Regions from separate parts of the Mus musculus genome. Here regions 2 and 3 are each linked to region 1. A link is a loop called in an ENCODE intact Hi-C map of the cell type or tissue named here. Cell type or tissue: left cerebral cortex. All regions are shown on one strand. Region 1 holds the start of Vps9d1 (VPS9 domain containing 1). Region 2 overlaps Spire2 (spire type actin nucleation factor 2). Region 3 holds the start of Tcf25 (transcription factor 25 (basic helix-loop-helix)).

Region 1 (2,500 bases):
CACCCTGGCACAGATAGCACTCACCCACACATGCTCCCTCCTCTGCCACTGTGGTAGGCTGAACACCAACCCTGCAAAGCATCAGTGGCCACAGTTTAGGAACCTCTCAAGGTCACAAACGTCTTCCACAGGGCCCCTCTGTCAGCTGCCCTGGTTCCCTCTCTCCTAAGTGATAGCTCTTCACCCTCAGATCTCTGCAAACATTGCCACCACAGCACCCCATTGTAACACCATGAGCTTTTGTATGCTAGCTTTTGTCCACCCCAAGTCACTGCCTTAAGTCAACACCTAGAACACAGGGTGACGAACCCCTAAAAGTCCCTAGAAATCCAACAAGGGCCTACTTTGTACAAGGCTTCCTCTGGCCAGCTGGGGAGACGTTGACTCTCTGTAAGAAGGTCCTGAGAAGGCTGTGGCACTGATAGAATTGGGTGTAGCAGTTCTTGCAGACAGACTGAGGCAGGGCTGGGTCCTGGTGCACAGCGACACCCAGCAGACGCTGGAAGTCCCTAATGAAGACACGCTCTCCTGGGGACAGTCTTTCTGAAGTCTCCCCAGGCACTCTGTCAGAGATGCTTCGGAGGCTCCGTGAGGAAAACTTCCCATGGCAGAGTCGACAATGCCCCATAGCGAGAGTCCGGCCTGCTCCTGCGCAGAGAAGCAAATGTGACATAAGCGAGGTACTCGCAGTGCAAGGGCCACTCTTCCCCCTGGCCTCCGAACACTGCAAGCAGAGAAGTGCCCGCACCAGGCTTCCTAAACACAAGAGTAGCGGGACTGGGACTCGGGAGCTGGCCTTCCTCACTGAACACTCAATATTCAAGGAACCCCAGATGCCTACAACGAAGATGAAACTTAACATCCCTATTCTGAAAATGTGTCCAAGCCGTGCCTCAAGAAACTAACTCACTGTTCATCCCTGTCCATCTATAGGTGCCCTGCCTGCAGCATGTGCATGATGCCACCCAACTGCCCCTAGTGGGAGTAAAGGACAGCTTACATAGGAAAGCCATTCTCAGATGACTGAAGAACACCACACTAATGTGATGCACATGGAGGCTGTTAACCTAACTAGCTGCTGCTTGTTCACAAACTCGCAGCCGCACAAGGAACAAGCAGTTAGTTCACTTAACTCAGTTCCCAACGCAGGTTAGGTTATAGGCCTGTTTTAACCATCAAGAAACTGGGGTTCAGAAAAAGTTAAGCAATTACCCTAAAAGTCCATAGCACGAAGAGCAAACTTGAAGCCACACCTGTGTGCCTTCAAATCTTACGCACTAAATAGCAGCGACACAGAGCTGTCTGGGCGGCAGAGGAAAGGGCCTCTATCGGCAGTTCTCCAGAGGGCCCGCGTTCTCCAGAACCAGGAGGCCTGGTTTGCTCTCATTATCACTAAGCTCGCACCGGGGCCCGAGGACGCCTGGAACCCACCAGCTTCGTCTGTACCGTCGTCGCCTGTGTCCCCGCAGGAGCGTGTCATCGAGCCCCAGCTGAGCTGAGCAGCCGCCCCGTCAGCGCTCGTTCCGCCGCTGCGAGAAGGGCGACCCCGAGTCCGACCGCTTCCACAGCCGCCGCCCGAACCCCCGCGCTGCCGAGCTATTCCGGGAGACAGGAAGCGGCCGAGGCGGTCCCGCTTCATGGTGGTAGGCGACACTCGCTCCCTGCTCCGCGCTGCTCGGTGTGGCTCGGCCCCCTGACTTCTTGCTAGAGCGGACTTAACTTGGCACACTCCGTGCCGTTCCGCTACTCTCCGCCGCGCTGCCCCGCTCCGCTCGGCTCCCCGAGATCGGAGCCGGAGGAAGCGAGGGCTGCAAGGAAGCGAGGAGCGGTCTGGGGAGCCACAGCGGCCGCGGCGGGGTCAGGAGCCCGGAGTTCTTCGGGTCTCTCGGAACTCGCGACAGGCCCTTAAAGGAGGGGCAGCCCGGAGGGTGAACGGCCGCGGACTGCCGCCCGGGCGGTGGCGCACAACAGAAACCCTTCAGAGCAGTAGCTCTCCCCGCCAGCCTTCCCGTCCGCGCTCGCAGCAAGTTGGCCGGAGGAGGTGACAAGAGCCACTGACCCCTCCGGTCCCCTAAACCCAAGTCTGCGCGGCGGGGCGGGGCGCGGCGGGGCGGGGCAAGGCCGGCGGAAGTGTGTCCGGGTCCCCTTCCGGCGGTGCGCAGCTCCTGCGCCTCCCTCAGCTCCGCGCTCCGCGTTCCGGTCTGGAGGCGTCCGCCCCGTCCCGCCCCTGCCGCCGCGGCCTCCCGCTCCCCGCCCCCGCCCAGCGCCATGGCCGCTGCGGCCGGGGACGGCGGGGCGAAGCCACTGCAGAGCGCCATGAAACTGGCCAACAAGGCCATCGAGCTAGACACCGGCAACCGGCCCCGGGTGAGGCTGGGAGGGTCGCGGAAGCAGCTCTGGGAGGCCCTTTGCCCCTGGTGGGTGGGCGAGGGCGGGCGTGTAGAGGGATTCGGCGCTCCCGATGCGCGCGGCGGCGGCGGCGGCTCTGGGACCGCGCCCG
Region 2 (2,500 bases), 110 kb before region 1:
TCTTTCAATCCTCCTCTCCCTTGATCTGTGCTGACCCTGGGAGCCCTGGGTATGTTCTGCCTGCCTGACTCTGAGTGTGCTCTTCTGGACCCAGGCAGGCCATCTGCCCTAACTCAGTATTATGAGTGAATGAGTTATCTGGTTTAACGTAAATCTCATCAGTAGATTTTTTTTTAAGATTTATTTATTATTATATCTAAGTACACTGTAGCTGTCTCCAGACACACCAGAAGAGGGTGTCAGGTCTCATTACGGATGGTTGTGAGCCACTATGTGGTTGCTGGGATTGAACTCAGGACCTTCAGAAGAGCAGTCGGTGCTCTTAACCACTGAGCCATCTCTCCAGCCCCTCATCAGTAGATCTTCTAAGCCTACTTTTTCTGTAAAATGGGGTTGTTTCAGCTCCCTTGAGGCAATATAACATACAGTTCTCAACATGGCACACACAACTCAAAATGCTAGCTGTTGTTCACGGAGGTAGGGTGGGGACCGGCACACAGAGTGCCACAAGGGAGGAAATTGGATGTTTTTCCTCGGATGTGCAGTGGGTAACCCTGCACAGGGCTTGTTAGTCCTGGAACAGCACCAGGAGTTTCTCATGCCCCACCCCATGCGAGGCATCAGGACTCCCAGCTTCTTTCTCGTGGTATTTATGGCTGGGGTGAGATGGCTCAGCGGGTAAGAGCACTGACTGCTCTTCCAGAAGGTCCTGAGTTCAAATCCCAGCAATCACATGGTGGCTCACAACCACCTGTAACAAGATCTGATGCTCTCTTCTGGTTGTTTACCTGTTACCTCGTTCGGGCAGTAGTAACTATTAGTTCTTCATACAAACAACACAAAACTCACGGGACCCAGCATGTCAAAGTCCCAGCCAACAGCACACTCCCTGAAAGACTGTTCTGACCCCAAGTCCAAGAGTTCAGGGTTCATTGTCTATCCTGATCCCACTTATTGTCCATCTGAAAGCCAAGTCTCTGCAGTTGGGGCTGCAGTACCAATGTGTACCAGCAAGTGGCAGCAAAGAACAATCTCACCAGCATCAGGGACCAGACCCTGAGGAACCCAGCCACATGGGAGGGATGCTGCACATCTATCTCCTCCTCCTGAGCACAAAGAAAGGATGAAGTTGATGCTGAAGAGGCCACCCGGGCAACCTGCCCTGTCACTTACCAGCCACAGGTGTCTGGTATCTGGTGAAGCCGCCTCAGGTCCATCCACTGAGCTCAAGCTACTGGGCAAGGCAGAGCTGGGGAGAGGCTGGGACTGGCCGCTCACAGGACAGAAACCTGGAGAGAGAACGACAGCGTGCGCGTCTCAGTGGGGATGGCCAGCAGGCTAAAAGTCAAGCGGAGAGCTGGAGAGTTGGCTCAGCGGTTCTTGCGGAGGGCCAGGGTTCAGTTCCCAACACCTACATGGTGAATCACAACATGGTGTTGGATCCAGGAGATCCAACACCCTCCTCTGACCTCAGCAGGTACCAGGCACCATACATATACACACATACATACACACGGTACACAGACATACTAGTGAAACACCCATACATATAAGATAAAAAAAGCTTTTAAAATTAATCTTAAAATTTTGTACGGAAGCCACATGAAAAAACTCGCATTCCTCCAGAGTTTTCACTTCCTGGTGTCAAAATATGTGCGGCAAGTTGCACGGGGTGCTGAATGAACACTGGGTTCTGCTGATCAACGGTGGCTGAACTCTGTCATGTGAGAGCATGAGGCTGAGCTCTAACCTCCCGGAGACACGGGACTCCTTTAGAGATGAAAGTGACTCACTGGGTGTCCCTGCCTGACTTGATACGGCTACGCACACTTCTACTAAACTGAAACTTGTGGCCGTGCTAAAATCCTCTGGGTTGGTTGGTCATGTTCTCGGGACTCCATTTCTAACACTCCGGGCGAGTCCAGCCACTAACTGACAGGACTAACCCCCGTGCAACCGGGCCAGCGCCTCTGCTTCTAGCTTAAGCCCTCTGGTGGGGACAGGGGCTGGTGACTGTGCCTCAGTAGGAAAGCCATCTCTCCCCCAAGGGTTCAAGTGCTTTAGAAAATGTTTCGCAATGAATACGGGCTGGTTAGTCTCAAAGGGAAAGCAAGTGTGCCTGCTTTAGGTGGAGACGGGCCGTGCCCTCTCCCTGAAGGGCACAGCTCCATGCCTTCGGTAGTTGCCTCCTCACAGAAGTCGTGAGACCCAGGCTGCAACACAAAGTCCGTGGAGTGAACGTGAGAGAAGCAGGCACTGGTAAAGGCGGTATTTACCCTGGTCTCGGCTGCTGGGCCTCCAGGAGTGCATGCTACCTGCTCTGGCCCGAGGTGGCTCCGTCCCTCCTGGGGGCTGAGCGGCTGACTGAAGGCCAGATGCCATCTCGCTCCGAAGCTGGGCCAGGTCGTGTTCCGAAAAAGAGCGGTCCCGCTTCAGTGCCACCTCCCCACATGGGGACTCTTCTTCCTGAAAGCACATTGGGCTGAGCCACCTCCTGACT
Region 3 (2,500 bases), 120 kb before region 1:
AATGTCTGTGACATTTCTCACACCAATCAATATCTTTGCTAGGAACTTTTAAACCTGCTAACTGATAAAAAGCTGGGGACAACTGGGGGTAGTGCTGTCTTGGGTGCTGCAACAGTAGGATAGACATGGTTTCATATCTGCGACTTGAGGAAGACCCAGTACTTCCGTGTGTCCCAGCTAGCTGAGACAATTCACTGCAAGACTGAGAGTCTCAGACACATTACATCTTTTTACTCACTCGAAAATGGCCACTGACACCTTACCATATGTGGAAGTTGGAGATACGAGGAAAAGACATATTATCTGCCCACACATGAAGTCAGAATCATAATTTATACACATATGAAACTGCAGACCCAGGTCAGTCTGTCGTAAGGAAAAACACGGGGCTCAGGACTGCTACCCAATTTTCTGCTGCGAGGAATACGATACGATAGGTACAAGTAGCTGGGACACACAGAAGTACTGTGATGAATAAGCCGAAATGTTTGCAGAAGAGAGACCTCCCTCAAGTCGCAGAAATGAAACCAAGCCTACCCTACCATCCCATTGCCCCGGACAGAACAACCCTACTCCTTCAGTGAAGCCTAGACCCAACTGAACCCCACCTCCCACTCGCCATCCACAGTGCCCCTCCCCCTTAGCTGTCTCGGATGTCACGCCCCGCCCACTCTGACGTCACTGCCCCGTCCTGCCCTGCGTCACGTCACGTCTCTGGACACAGCCGCGAGACACGCCCTATGCTGCAGCAAAGTCCTGTCACTCAGCCCCTTGTCGGCACCCCCGTTAGCCTTTAGCAGCCCCTTCGCTCGGCATTTTCTTCCACCTTCCACTCGATCTCGGACGGGGAACACGGCTTCCTCACCCCACCCACCCTGCGGCTGAAGACCCGCCTTCCCCGATGCGGCGCAGTCCCTTCTCTCCGCCCACTCGACTGCAGTCCAGACCCAACTTTGTGCCCCTTCGCATGACGTCATGCCCCCACCATTTCCCCCCCCTCAGGTTGCCCAGCTCCTCACCAGCTCAAACCGGTTGTTGACACGGACTCCTTCCTTCCCTGCACCCCCGGGGCGCCGGCCACCCAGCCCCGGTTTTGGTCCCTCTTCCTCTGCGTCATCGTCATCAAGGAGGACAAACTTCAAGGCGTCGGGCCCTAGGGGTTCCTGGCCGCGCTGTTCCCCCCTCAGTCTCCGGAGGGCCCGGCGCGACATAGGACCCGACAGCCTGATGTGGGCAGAGGGACGAGGAAGAGCAGCAGTGTGGCGGCGCCTGCGCACTTGCGGCGCGCTGGCGCAAGATTGGCGTGTCGCGTTTGCGCGCCGCGGCTCTCCGGAACTTCCTCCCAATTCCCCGTGGAGTCGGGGAAGGTGCAAGGGTGGCCCAGGGAGCTCTCGCGAGAGTCGGGCCCTAGCGGCGGCCGTGGTGCGGTGCTTCGGCTTTGGAGATGGCTGGCTTTCAGAAAGCCGGCTGTGCGGCGGGCAGCAACGCGCAGGCTCAGAGCGCTGCTCCGCACGAACGCGATTCCCGGGGGCGAGCCTGGGGGCGAGCGGGCAGGGGTGGGGCAGGCGAGGAGGCCGTGAGAGCAGGTGCGCACGCCGCAAGGCCCGTGTGCAAAGACCTCTGCTATGACAGGAGCGAGGGACCCAGTCCCCAACCCCTCTCTGCTAGCCTACCCATGCGACTTGTCCGATGTCCCCCACCTCCACGTTGTTACTAGACTGCAAAGGGACAGTTTTCACCTTAATAGAACCAACCTAACTTCTTTCAGACTGGGTAACTCCTCTCCACAACGTGCACCGAGCCGAGTTAGGTGTTAGGGCTTGCTTTTTATTGTCGCGAACGCAACAGGGGTGGTCATGTTACAGGGGTATTGGGTGAGGGGAGAGCTGCCTAGGTGTGGATCCGTGGTGTGAAGTCACGGCAGCCCTACCTATGTGTATTCTAATTCAGGAAGATTTTCACAATAAGGACATAGGGATCCTCGGCACAGATCTTTTCTTTTTCCATGTTCTTTTTGTTTTTGTTTTTTGAGACAGAGTTTCTCTGTGTACCCTTGACTGTCCTGGGACTCGCTTTGCAGACCATGCTGGCCTCTGCCTCCCAGGTGTTGTGACCAAAAGTGTGTGCAACAACAACCGACCTTTTTTTAAAACAAAACAAAAACACCACCTGTCTTAGGGTTTCTATTCCTGGACAAAATATCATGACCAAGAAGCAAGTTGGGGTGGAAAGGGTTTATTCAGCTTACACTACATACACACTGCTGTTCATCACGAAAGGAAGTCAGGACTGGGACTAAGCAGGCCAGGAAGCAGGAGCTGATGCAGAGGCCATGGAGGCTTGCTCAGCTTGTTTTCTTATAGAACCCAAGCCCAGGTATGGCACCACCCACAATGGGCCCTCACCCCTTAGTCACTAATTGAGAAAATGCCTTACAGCTGGATCTCATGGAGGCATTTCCTCAATTGACTCCTTTCACTGTGATAACTCCAGCCTGTGT

What was found. Peaks named below come from ENCODE experiments on the same cell type or tissue, not always from the same donor. Only the 100,000 strongest peaks of a DNase experiment are listed, where the experiment ranks them.
Region 2: a loop joins it to region 1, with 2.2 times the contacts of the local background. A loop is called at or near these places in 4 of 42 quality-filtered maps.
Region 3: a loop joins it to region 1, with 2.4 times the contacts of the local background. A loop is called at or near these places in 4 of 42 quality-filtered maps.

What each region holds. Positions count from the first base shown.
Region 1 is chr8:123,253,855-123,256,354 of GRCm38, reverse strand. It overlaps Vps9d1 (VPS9 domain containing 1), which reads left to right and starts at 2,133. Exons shown (of 15, transcript NM_028200.2): 1 at 2,133-2,367. The coding sequence starts at 2,269. It overlaps Zfp276 (zinc finger protein (C2H2 type) 276), which reads right to left and starts at 2,160. Exons shown (of 11, transcript NM_020497.2): 1 at 1,432-2,160; 2 at 345-648; 3 at 25-71. The coding sequence starts at 1,639. In left cerebral cortex, CTCF peaks have their summits at 984 and 2,189; a DNase peak (open chromatin) is centred at 2,111; H3K4me3 peaks cover 2,302 bases; H3K27ac peaks cover 2,138 bases.
Region 2 is chr8:123,360,039-123,362,538 of GRCm38, reverse strand. It overlaps Spire2 (spire type actin nucleation factor 2), which reads right to left. Exons shown (of 15, transcript NM_172287.2): 9 at 2,277-2,466; 10 at 1,174-1,289. Among named protein-coding and RNA genes, the nearest start is that of Tcf25, 12 kb to the left of the region's middle. In left cerebral cortex, a CTCF peak has its summit at 1,000; a DNase peak (open chromatin) is centred at 1,010.
Region 3 is chr8:123,372,584-123,375,083 of GRCm38, reverse strand. It overlaps Tcf25 (transcription factor 25 (basic helix-loop-helix)), which reads right to left and starts at 1,373. Exons shown (of 18, transcript NM_001037878.4): 1 at 1,020-1,373. The coding sequence starts at 1,211. In left cerebral cortex, a CTCF peak has its summit at 1,423; DNase peaks (open chromatin) are centred at 690 and 1,378; H3K4me3 peaks cover 2,083 bases; H3K27ac peaks cover 1,876 bases.